Linked DNA regions of Homo sapiens: regions 1 and 2 are each linked to region 3. Evidence: chromatin contacts called from ENCODE Hi-C or POLR2A ChIA-PET data. All regions are on one chromosome and are shown on one strand. The core of a region is the stretch at or near the end of the contact, and the rest is flanking DNA. Distances in the headings are between cores, read along the strand shown.

The links. A loop is a pair of places that touch in the nucleus more often than their neighbours do. ChIA-PET counts read pairs that join two places held with the same protein, here RNA polymerase II (POLR2A). Pooled maps may share reads with other maps.
Region 1: a loop to region 3 is called in a pooled map, with 19 times the contacts of the local background. The contact joins the promoter of RELB here to the promoter of PHLDB3 in region 3. A Hi-C loop is called at or near these places in 1 of 37 single-sample maps with no recorded cell type and 6 of 50 pooled maps. POLR2A ChIA-PET finds 5 or more read pairs at or near these places in 1 of 52 experiments (A549).
Region 2: a pooled map shows a loop between it and region 3 (5-fold over the local background). The contact joins the promoter of ZNF296 here to the promoter of PHLDB3 in region 3. A Hi-C loop is called at or near these places in 1 of 50 pooled maps. POLR2A ChIA-PET finds 5 or more read pairs at or near these places in 2 of 52 experiments (T-cell and naive thymus-derived CD8-positive, alpha-beta T cell).

The regions. Positions count from the first base shown.
Region 1 is chr19:45,000,138-45,003,882 of GRCh38, forward strand. It overlaps RELB (RELB proto-oncogene, NF-kB subunit), which reads left to right and starts at 1,327. Exons shown (of 12, transcript NM_006509.4): 1 at 1,327-1,548; 2 at 2,812-2,859. The coding sequence starts at 1,443. RefSeq lists silencers at 1,151-1,560, 1,881-2,160.
Region 2 is chr19:45,073,915-45,077,776 of GRCh38, forward strand. ZNF296 (zinc finger protein 296) reads right to left here and starts at 2,564. Exons shown (of 3, transcript NM_145288.3): 1 at 2,162-2,564; 2 at 1,799-1,948. The coding sequence starts at 2,459. It also overlaps a transcript of GEMIN7 not described here. RefSeq lists silencers at 1,381-1,690, 2,021-2,260, 2,351-2,760.
Region 3 is chr19:43,502,333-43,506,212 of GRCh38, forward strand. PHLDB3 (pleckstrin homology like domain family B member 3) reads right to left here and starts at 2,414. Exons shown (of 16, transcript NM_198850.4): 1 at 2,257-2,414; 2 at 1,574-1,800. The coding sequence starts at 1,786. RefSeq lists an enhancer at 1,550-2,072 and silencers at 1,701-1,950, 2,551-2,610.

The DNA of each region.
Region 1 (3,745 bases), core at 77-2,576, 1.5 Mb after region 3:
CTCCCAAAGTATTGGGGTTACAGGTGTGAGCCACCGTGCCTAGCCAGAACACCCAAATTTTATACAAGCAAAGGAAAGACAACAAACCCTGCATCTGTGGTCTGAGAGCGCCTGGCATCCAACTTAGAACCTAATAGATCACCTAGTCGTTCTCAGGAATATGAGAGGCTTAGGAATGTGATCTAGCCAAATGGCTGCCCCTCTTTCAGCCTGAGTCCCTTCTGCAATAATCCTATCATATGCTTCTGGCGCTGGTGATAGGGATGAGCTCAGGGTTTAGGCACACAGCTCAGGATGTATACGGAGGCTACACTGCTGCCATTCGCAGACTGAATAACTGAGCTTTTGAGCTCAAAGTGGTCTGGGCTATTTATGGGTAACTTTCAGGGGCTGCAGGGAGGAACAAACCAATAAATAAAACATCCATGCATTCATCCAATAAACTTTTTTTTTTTTGAGATGGGAGTCTCGCTCTGTTGCCCAGGCTGGAGTGCAGTGGCACGATCTCAGCTCACTGCAACCTCCGCCTCCCAGGTTCAAGCTATTCTCCTGCCTCAGCCTCCGGAGTAGCTGGCATTACAGGCGCACACCAACACGCCCAGCTAATTTTTGTATTTTTAGTAGAGATGGGATTTCACCATGTCGGTCAGGCTGGTCTCGAAATCCTGACCTCGTGATGTGCCTGCCTCGGCCTCCCAAAGTGCTGAGATTACAGGCATGAACCACCGCGCCCGGCCTCCAATAAACATTTATTGGGCACCTACGGTGTTCCAGGCGCTGGTCTAGGCGTTGGGGTTACAACAACGCACAAAACATAAATTCTGAAGCTGACACGCTAGCTTTAAACGTTCCTTAAATATCTTCATCCTCAATTTACGGTTGAGGAAACTGAGGTGTAGCGAGACCTTGGAGGTTTCCGAAATATTATTATGGATGGCAGGTGTAGAGCCCTGCCAACCTCTCGATCCTGAAGCTCCCCTTCCAGCCTGAGAAACGGCAGGTTCAAGTCCCACTGGGAGACCAAAGCGGGGAGCGGCTCAGTTTGCCGGCTTGCTCAATGGGTAAGGCGTGATGGCTCTAAGCAGGCCTCAGTTGTCTCGTCCAGAGCAATGGGCAGCGACGCCTGCCCAACCCCTCCTGAGCGCCCAGCCTCCCTTTCCCGGCCGGCCCCGCCCCCGCGATCACGTGACGCGTGGGGGTTTTCCCGTTCCCCAGGCGTGACGTCACGGCGGGGTGCAGACCAATGGGCGCGCAGGCCGGCGGCGCCGGGGAATTCCGCCGCCCCGCCCCCGCCCGCCGCCCGCCCGGCCCGGCCCCGCGCCCCGCGCAGCCCCGGGCGCCGCGCGTCCTGCCCGGCCTGCGGCCCCAGCCCTTGCGCCGCTCGTCCGACCCGCGATCGTCCACCAGACCGTGCCTCCCGGCCGCCCGGCCGGCCCGCGTGCATGCTTCGGTCTGGGCCAGCCTCTGGGCCGTCCGTCCCCACTGGCCGGGCCATGCCGAGTCGCCGCGTCGCCAGACCGCCGGCTGCGCCGGAGCTGGGGGCCTTAGGTAAGCGGGGCTGGGGTTCAGGAGAGGGGTCTGGGGCGGGGCTGGAGATGCGGGGATTCTGGCGGTCCCGGAGTAGTCTGGGGGTTCCTATGGGAGTCTAAGGGTTTCGCGGGGGCAGAGTGAGGGTTCCTGAGACACTGTATTAGGGCGTAGGAAGAAGGCAGAGGGTGATGAGGGGGTACGGCCCGAGGTTCGAGCGAGGCGTCCCGCTGTAGAGTGAGAGGGGGCGGGGCCTGACCCTGAGGCAAAGAAGGGGGCGTGGCCTGACTCAGAGAAGGCGGAGCGAAAGCTGCTCTTGGGCGGTATCGGGGCGGGGCCGGGCCCAGAGAGGGAGAAGAGGGGCGGGATCCGACCCGGACTATGAGAAGAGGGCCGGGCCTGACTCAAAAAAGGAAGCAGGGCCCTACGCTGAGGGGTGAGGGGGCGGGGCCTGGCCGTGAGGGCAGGAAGGGGGCGGGGCCTGAGTTGGCCGAAAGAAGGGGAAGGGGCGGGGCCTGACTCTGGCCGAGTGGAGGGGAAGGGCCTGTTACCCAAAAAAGCAGGGCGGGGCCCGACACAGAGAATGAGGAGGGGGTGGGGCTTGCCTCCAGACGGAGAAGCGGAGCCTTGACATTGAAAAAATTAAAAGTGGTCTGACCCTGACAGGAGGATGTTTTTTTTTGTTTGTTTTTTGTTTTTTTCTTTTGAGATGGAGTCTCGCTCTGTCGCCCAGGCTGGAGTGCAGTGGCACGATCTAGGCTCACTGCAACCTCTGCCTCCCGGGCTCAAGCAGTTCTCCTGCCTCAGCCCCCCGAGTAGCTGGAATTACAGGTGCCCGCCACCACACCCGGCTAATTTTTGTAGTTTTACTAGAGACGGGGTTTCACCATGCTGGTCAGACTGGCCTCGAACTTCTGACCTCAGGTGATCCGCACGCCTCGGCCTCTCAAAGTGCTGGGATTACAGGTGTGAGCCCTTGTGCCCAGCGGGATGGGGACTTTTTAAACTGAGATTGAGATGGGGTCCCCTCCAGGCCCAACTTTAAGGGAGAAAAGGAGCGGGCCCTGAGTGTGATGAAGGGTGGGGCGAACCACAGAAACTAAAGGCCAGGACCTGTCCATGATTTAGCTGGTAAGCCTGGCCAGACGCAGGGGGGCAGTCAGGGCGAGGGGCCTGATCCAGAGGGGAAGGGCTAGAAGAGGAAGGGGTGGGGCTTCCTTGGGATATTCTCTGGTCCTCTGGCTGCCCCCCATCACCTCCTGAGACGTTTCTCCTTCTCTGCAGGGTCCCCCGACCTCTCCTCACTCTCGCTCGCCGTTTCCAGGAGCACAGGTGAGCAGCCCTCCACAGTTCCTGCCCACTCGCTCATGCAGGATGAGGTTGGGAGGACTCCACAGAGATGTCTCTGTTTGGGGGTTCACGAGGTCCACCTCAGCTTTCTCCTGACAGGGTGCATCCCTCCCTGCCAGTTGAGATGGGCCCCCTAGGTTTTCTTACCTCTTGGACTGTTAAGAGCGTGACAGGTGGCCGGGCGCGGTGGCTCACGCCTGTAGTCCCAGCACTTTGGGAGGCCGAGGCGGACGGATCACGAGGTCAGGAGATCGAGACCATCCTGGCTAACACGGTGAAACCCCGTCTCTACTGAAAATACAAAAACAAAATTAGCCGGGCGTGGTGGCGGGCTCCTGTAGTCCCAGCTACTCGGGAGGCTGAGGCAGGAGAATGGCGTGAACCTGGGAGGCGGAGCTTGCAGTGAGCCGAGATCGCACCACTGCACTCCAGCCTGGGAGACAGAGCGAGACTCCGACTCAAAAAAAAAAAAAAAAAAAAAAAAAGCGTGACAGGTAAATCTTACCACCTATCCATGCGCAAAGGCTTCTTTAGAGATTCACTGTGGCTTAGTAGAAGGTAATCACTGCCATCCTGGGCTTTGGAGCTGGGGTTTACATACTGCTGTCATCGCCCCTCCCTGTGTGAATGTCTGCAAGTCAGTTCCCCAGTTCAGGCCTCAGTTTTCCTCATCTGTAAGATGGACAGAATAACAGTGCCTCTCTTTCAGGGAAATTGAGAGTATTCAATGAATTGATACAGGTACACTTTCCAAGCAGTATCTGGCACACAGTAAGGGTTCAGTAAGTGTTAACTGTTAGTGGTATAATAATAATAACGATAATAATTATTATTACTAGACAGTCTATAACAGTGGTTCATTTTTGGT
Region 2 (3,862 bases), core at 1,314-3,813, 1.6 Mb after region 3:
GGGAGGTTAAGGCAGGAGAATCGCTTGAACCCAGGAGGCGGAGGTTGCAGTGAGCCGAGATCCCACCACTGCACTCCAGCCTGGGTGACAAAAGCGAGACTCTGTTTCAAAAAAAAAAATTTTTTTTGGTTTAATAAAAATAATTTTTAAAGTAATTGAGATATCTGGGCATGGTGGCTCATGCCTGTAATCCCAGCACTTCAGGAGGCCAAGGCAGGTGGACCACCTGAGGTCAGGAGTTTGAGACACCAGCCTGGTCAACATGGTGAAACCCTGTCTCTACCAAAAATACAAAAATTAGCTGGCCATGGTGGTGCACGCCTGTAGTCCCAGCTACTTGGAGGGCTGAGGCAGGAGAATCACTTGAACCTGGGAGGCGGAGGTTGCAGTGAGCTGAGATTGCACCACAGCACTCCAGCCTGGGTGACAGAGTAAGACTCCACCTCAAAATAATGGGGTAGCTACAGAGAAAGCTTAGCGGCCACCTAGTAAAGAGGTGGTAGTGACCTGGGTCCCCCACCCTCTGCATGGATCTCAAATTGAGCCCCCAAACCTGAATTTGGATTTCTATCTGGACCTTCGGGGTACTCTCAGTGGACACTTCCTAGGTGAACTAGCCTTTCCATTTTTCAAATTCTAGAGTCTTGGATGGGACAACCTTTGTGATACAACCAGTCCTGGGTCAAGAGCACAGGCCTGCATTCAAATTCAGACTTCTCTGCTCCCTAATTGTGTGACCTTGGGCAAGACATAGTCCTCTGTGTGCCTCAGTTGCTAGAATTCAGGGACCCTAGAGATCCCCTCCCTTTCAAGGGTGGTTGTGACCTCGCTTGGGGAATGGTTGAGAGCTTTGGTCCACATAAGCGCTCAAACAGCAGAGCCTGTGAAACCAAGGTGCCCATGATTCTCCAAGCCCTGTAGTGTTTTGTTCCAGCGATTCCATCACAGCCCCTCGCTCGCTCCTCCAGGCCACTCTCCATGCTCCAGCTCTAAAGCTGATTCAATCAGTCACAAGCCCCTCCTCTTTCCCACCACCAGACCCTCCCTGGCCCAACCCTAAATAATTCCACTTCTCAAAAGTCTCAGAAGGGCAAGGGCCAGGGGGCTGGAAACTAGGTTTGGATTAAGCCCTGCAGCCAACACTGACCAAAAGCTCACCGAGGGTCAAGCCCCATGTGAAGGCTTTTAATTCCCTCCCAAGAGAAGGAACCCGGGTGTCCAGCACCCGGGAGCTCGCTCAAACCAGGGGATTCCCAGCACGCGGGGCTGGGAGATTCCATCACCGAGGGAAGCCAGAAGCCCCTTCCTTGGCTCTGAACACTCAGCTGTACTAGCACCTCAATCAGAATTGACAGAGAGAGACAGGAGGGGGTGGCAACCTCCCCATTCCAGCTGGCCTCCACTCCCCCTCCCCCCGGCCGCTGCCCTCCCTAGAGGTCCCCTCCTACTGCCACCCTGGTCCAGCCACCTGGCCAGTTATTTCTGGCCAAGGGGAAGGAGAAGTGAAACCAGGTTGGGGTGTGTGTTGGGGGGGGCAAAATCCCGGGCTAGTCTTCTGGGGCTGGCCACACCCTGTAGGCGGCCCTCCTTCCCTGCCCAGTCCCCCCCCGCCCCCCCTCCACCGCCACCACTGGTCCCTGCCCTAGGACGGGCAGGCCCTGGCCACGCCTAGGCTGCACCCGATGGGGAGCGAGAAAGGGGAAGTAGTGCTCAGTGCCCTGCCGTCCAGCCCAGCCCCTTTCCAGCAGGAAGCCCAGCCCTCGAACTTGAGAGGGGGACTGCACCCGGCTTTACTCACCTGAGCCCTGGCCGCGGCTGGGGCCTCTGAAGAGCTGACAGCCCAGCTTCTTGTGGTCCATGAAGGCAGTGATGGCCTCCAACGGGAAGGTCTGCAGGCAGCGGCCGCAGGTCAACAGATCTGGGTGTTTGTCGGTCCAGGGCTGGCGGTCTGCAGGGAGGAAGCGGGTGGTGAGCGTGGGGTGGGGCCAGGATGGGGGCTGAGGGTGCTGAAGGAGAGGGGAAACCGAAGGTCAGAAGGGGGCCTGAGGGGCAGGACGGGGCGAAGGAGATAAGGCAGGGCGAGGGGCCCATGCCCAAAGGGAAGGGTCCCACCCGAGGGTCAAAGGTAAGGGAGGCTGGGCCCAGGGCCCGGGGTGCTCACCGGGATAGTTCGGGGTCAACGGCGTCCACAGGGTCCACGGGTTCCGCGGGCCGAGGGCGAGGAGGGCGGCCCCGGCGGGCATGGGGCCAGGGGAGTGGTGGGGTTCGCCGCCGAACCGCCCCGCCGAGGACACCTCCTTCGGGGAGAAGGGCCCCAGCCTTGGGGCCTGTTGGGGCTGCGCGTCTGGCTCGGGCTTGAGTTCGATGACGAGGTCCTGCATTTCCATCTCGTCGTCTGGGTTGGCGGCGGGCGCGGGCTCTACTCGGCGGGGCGCGCTGCCGGCCTTGCGGCGGGACATGAGTCGCGGGCCGGGCGAGCGAGCGGGCGGGCAGGCAGGCAGGCGGGCGGGCGGAGGACGCACGAGCGGAGGACGCGCGGACCGTGCGCGCTCAGGTGAGTGACTGCGGCGACCCGCCGCGAACTCTTACACGTGCTGGCCGGGCCCGTGGCTCCGCCTACCAGGGCGGGGCTCATGGGAGGGGACCGAGCCGCCCTGCTGGGGCCCTGACGGCGGCCTAACTCAATCTAGGCAGTGTCCCGTGCGTTTGGCTTAGTGACCAAATTTAATCACACCGAGTTCCCACAAGGCATTGAAACAGCTATCCCTGATCCCGTTTTAGGGCGGGTGAAACTGAGACACGGCATGCCCACACGCACCCCCAAGCGAGAAAAATAGTCGGTCACGTTTCTTATTAGGTGCCTGATAGTAATCTGGGCTATTTCATTAAATGCATTACAATAAAAATTCATTTTGCAAGCATTCACTGAGTGCCTCCTGTGCGCCAGGCTCTGTTTGAAGCCCTGAGAATACAGGAGGGAATAAACAGAAGATAATCTTTGTTTGCACGGAGTTCAGACGGTGGGGGAAGACACTATAAACATAATTACGTAAAATATAGATGGCCCTTCATGATGACCAGTGCCATGGAGCAAAAGAAAGCTGGAAAGGCGGAGAGGGTTACTGGGGTTGAGGGATTCAATTTTCTCCCCTATGATGGGAAAGGGCATGGTGGAGCTGAGGCTGGAGGGAAGGAAGCCCAGCCAGTGGGCCTGGGCATTGAGGAATTACAAGGAAAGGGAGAGGCAATACGGGTTGGGGATTGAGTTCAGTGAAAATATGGGGGCAGATCCAAGCAATCTTTTGATCGCTTTAAGGTCTTTTGGTTTTCCTGAGACCGGAGCCTTAGGAGGGTTTTGAGCAGAGGAGGACTGTAATCATACACATCGACTCTGTTCCTAGACCAGAAGTCGCCATTAAAACCAAATAGCCAAGCAGCTCACCTGCCTCCACTCCGCCTCCTTGAACTTCCCTCCCCTAAGCAGTTCTGTCTGCTCACTGTTTGAAGTGGCATCGACACCCTGCCCCACCCTCAATCCCTGATGAGTATTCTTTTCTTCCTGGCACCGACTGCACGACAGTATAGAACGGCTTGTGGACTGTCCTCTCCCCCACCCAATGCAAGCCCCCTGAGGTCAGGGCAAGAACCTGTCCTCCCCCAGCTGTCCTCAGCCCAGATGCTGATTTCAGATGCTGATCTCTTGGAGTTCTGCACATTGTTATTCAGGTCTGGGTTCCATTGTCCTCCTGAGAGCAGAGGGCCCTGACCAACAGTATCTAAAGTAGCCCCACCCTGCTGAAGGCCTTGCAAATTACACTCCATGACCTCCATCTGTCCCCAGTTCCCTCTTGGATCTCACTTT
Region 3 (3,880 bases), core at 1,164-3,663:
TCACTAAGTAGGTCTGGTCCCCACCCAACATCACCCTCTGCGGGTCTCAGTCCATCAGTCCACTTACCTAACACAACCACCACTCCCATAATCTGTCGCAGGCTCTTTTCTTTTTCTTTCTTATCTTTTTTTTTTTTTTGTCCTGAGATAGGGTCTCACTGGCTGGAGTGCAGTGGCGCGATTACGGCTCACTGCAGCATCGACCTCCCTCGCTCAAGCGATTCTTCTGCCTCATCCTCCTAGGTAGCTGTGACTACAGGCGCGCACCGCCACGCCAAGCTCTTTTTTTTTTTTTTTTTTTTTGGCAGAGAGGGGGCGATGCTATGTTGCCCAGGCTGGTCTCAAACTCCTAGGCTCAAGGGATTCTCCCACCTCGGCCTCCCAAAGTGCTACGATTACAGGCATAAGCCACCGCGCCCGGCCTCAGACCCCTGTATTTAAGGTCGGAGTGGGGGAGGGTGCAAGTCCCGTGACCACCCAACCACACGGACCACAGAGGCTTGCAGTACCGTATGGAGGGTGAGCAGGTGTAAAGCCGACTTATGAAAGGTGTTTCTTTTTCTCTATCAGGTCCTATTCTCTTGGCGTCACTTTCTTGTAGTGCCTGGATCTGTCTCTGTCTCTCCACCTGACCCCAGTCTCTCAGATTCGGTATCTGTCCACTAGATCTGTCCACTAGAATCACTAGATCTTTCTTCCTCGGAGTATGTCCCTCTCTCGAGGTTTTTGTCTATTTGTTTCTCTGAGCATCTCTGCCATTTATTTCTGGGTTTCCCTCTGTCTCGATTCCCCTCTCTCTGACTCTAGTCTCACTGTGTCTCTGTCTTTTTGGGGTCTTTGTCTCTCAGTCTCCATGTCTCTGGGTCTCTGTCTGGCTTCTTGATCTCTCTGCATCTCTTACTCGTTTGGTTCTCTCTGTTCTGTAGTCTCTCCTGTCTGTCTATCTGGTCTCTCTCTCTCTCTCTCTCTCTCTCTCTCTCTCTCATTTTTAGAGATAGGTTCTGCTTTGTCCCAGGCTGGGGTGCAGTGGCGCAGTCATAGTTCACCGCAGCCTACAACTCCTGGGCTCAAGCGATCCTCCTGCCTCAGCCTCCCGAGTAGCTGGGATTACAGGCACGCGGCACTGCGCTTGGACAATTTTTGTATTTTTTTTTTCTCTAGAGACAGGGATTTGCTATGTTGCCCAGACTTGTCTCGAACTCCTGGGCTTAAGCAATCCTCCCCTCGGCCTCCCCAAGTGCTGGGATTACAGGCGTGAGCCACCTATCTGGTTCCTCTATACTAGTCTCTCTGTCTCTGTCGCCCGTTTGGGTCTATCTCCGTTCTTGGGGCCTCCCCGTGGCTCTATCTGGTTTCTGTCTCTGTATCTGGTTTCTGTCTGTCTGTGCCTCTGCCTCTCTGGCTCCGTGTCCTGGTGTATCTCTCTCTCAGTAGTCTCTGCTATCACTCGGTCTCTCTCCCTGTCTCCGGGTCTCTGTCTTTCTGGTTTCCCTCTACCTGTCTACCTGTCTGGCCACCTGTTTGGGTCCCCGTCGGTCCAAGCCCCCCGCGCTGTCGCCCTCGGGCCCCTCACCGCGTCGCGGCTGCTCTCAGTGCTGCTGCCTTCTCCCACTTCTTCTTCCTCTGCCTGCTGCTCAGCTCCCCCGCGGCTCGAAGGTTCCGCCAGGACTTCGGATGCCTCCTGTTCCCGGGACTCCTCGGGATGGCCCTGGGGCTGGACCTCCACGTCGCATTCCGGGACCAGCGGCGGCGGGGTCCCCTCCTCGGGGCTGCTTCGCGTCCCCATGGCCGCTGGGACTCCTGCGGGGTGGGCGGGACCAGAAGCTCCGGGGGCGGGGCCTAGGACGGCTGAGCGCCGCTCGCGTCTGCTCCGGGGCGCGGAGACCCCCCCCCAAGGAGGCGGGGCCTAAGAGTTCAAAGGATGGAACTGAGCGTTACGGAGGCGTGTCCTGAAGTTTCCAGAGGCGGGGCTTGATGGCTCCAAGGCGACACGCCACCGGAGACGGGACCGGAATTTGAGTCCGGGTCGTAGCACGCCCCCTACTGACCTCTTCGACCCCGCCTCCCCTCCCTCATCTCTAGGTGTCAGGCCTTGTACCCTCCCAGCAGCCCCCTACAATCTCTTGGATTCGCTTAGAGCGACCCATCTTCTCCCTCCGAGACTCAGCAGTTCGGCTCCCGCCCCATCCTTCCCGGAGCCCCGTAGTCTTAGTCCCGACCCCACTGTGCAGGGCAACCGTGCCCACGCCGCCTCACCCAGGGATCCAGGAGTCGGGGCTCTCCTTCTCTGAACAAGCCAGGAGTCGGAGTCCTTGAGATTCCGAAGTCCAACTGCCACCTCCCCACAGCCTCGGCCCCCTCACGAGCTCAGGCTTCGGCGCGCTCCGCTCTGCGCGCTGGGCACGGCCGCTTCTGCCTATGAGACAGGTGGCAGGGGAAGAGGGAGGAGAGAGGCCGCCCGGTCCCCCTCCCCAGCAGCCCGGAAGTGGAGGGGGGACAACAGGTCCAACAGCTCCCGAGGGAGGAGGGAGCCACGGGCTTGCCCCACCCGTGGCCTCGGCATCCGGCCATCCCGGCCCCACCGGCCCCGGCCCGGCCCCACCCTCGTGGAACTCAGCATCGCGACCTCCCAGTCTCCCTCGAGCCCCTCATTCCTGCCCCCCTGGAGGAGTCTTGGCCACCTCTGTATGGGAGCCTCTCTAATGTCCAGACCTTGGGAGTTCAGAAAGGAAGGCAGGAATGGAGATGGGGACGTCTCCCCTCTAATGAGCCCTTCAGAAGGGCCCTGACCGGTTTGGGGAGCTGGACAAGGGGAAGGGGTGCCCTGAACTGAGTCAGACACCTGCCCAGAGACTGAGGGAAGTGTACCGCCACCCCCCCACAACTTTGCTATGGGGTGGAGGGCAGAGGTTAAAGGTCTCAGCCAGACCCTTTCCTCTCTGGGCGAAAACAGGAAAATGAAAACAGGAAAATAACTGGTATATGAAAAGGGATGATTAGAAGTCAAGAGCTGTGTGAAACACTTTATACCCAGTCATTTAATTTCACCCTCAAAGCTGTCCAGCGAGAAAGTGATTACTACCTCCATTTCTTTTTTTTTAGTAGAGACTGGGTTTCTCCAGGTTGCCCAGGCTGATCTTGAACTCCTGGGCTCAAACAACCTGCCTGCCTCAGCCTCCCAAAGTGTTGAGATTACAGGCGTGAGCCACCGCTCCTGGCCTACTATCTCCATTTTACACTTGGGGATACAAGCTGAGGAGGACAAATGCACCCAAGGTTGGCTGGGCACAGAGGCTCAGGCCTGTAATCCCAGCACTTTGGGAAGCCGAGGCAGGTGGATTGCTTGAGATCAGGAGTTCAAGGCCAGCCTGGGCAACATGGAGAAACCCCATCTCTACTAAAAATACAAAAATTATGCCAGGCGTGGTGGCACACACCTGTCATCTCAGCTACTCCAGAGGCTGAGGCAGGAGGATATCTCGAGCCCAGGAGGTCGAGGCTGCAGTGAGTCTTGAATGTGCCACTGCACTCCAGCCTGGGCGACAGAGTAAGACCCCATCTCAGAAAAAAAAAAAAAAATGTAGCCAACATCTACACATGTTGTAAGTGGTAAAATGCAGGCTTCATTCTCTCAAAAGTCCATGTTCTTAACCATTGCGTATACTGTCACTACAAGCCAGGAAGTACCCAAAAGATCATTCTAAATGATAGTAACTTTAATGGTGAACACTGATAGGCCATGTGCCAGGCACTCACACACATTGACTCATCAGAGCATCACAACACCCCATTATTATTCCTTCCATTTTAGAGATAAGAAAACTGAGGCCTAGAGAAGTGAAGTAACTTACCCCAGGGCTAAGTGGGAAGTGGCTCAAAA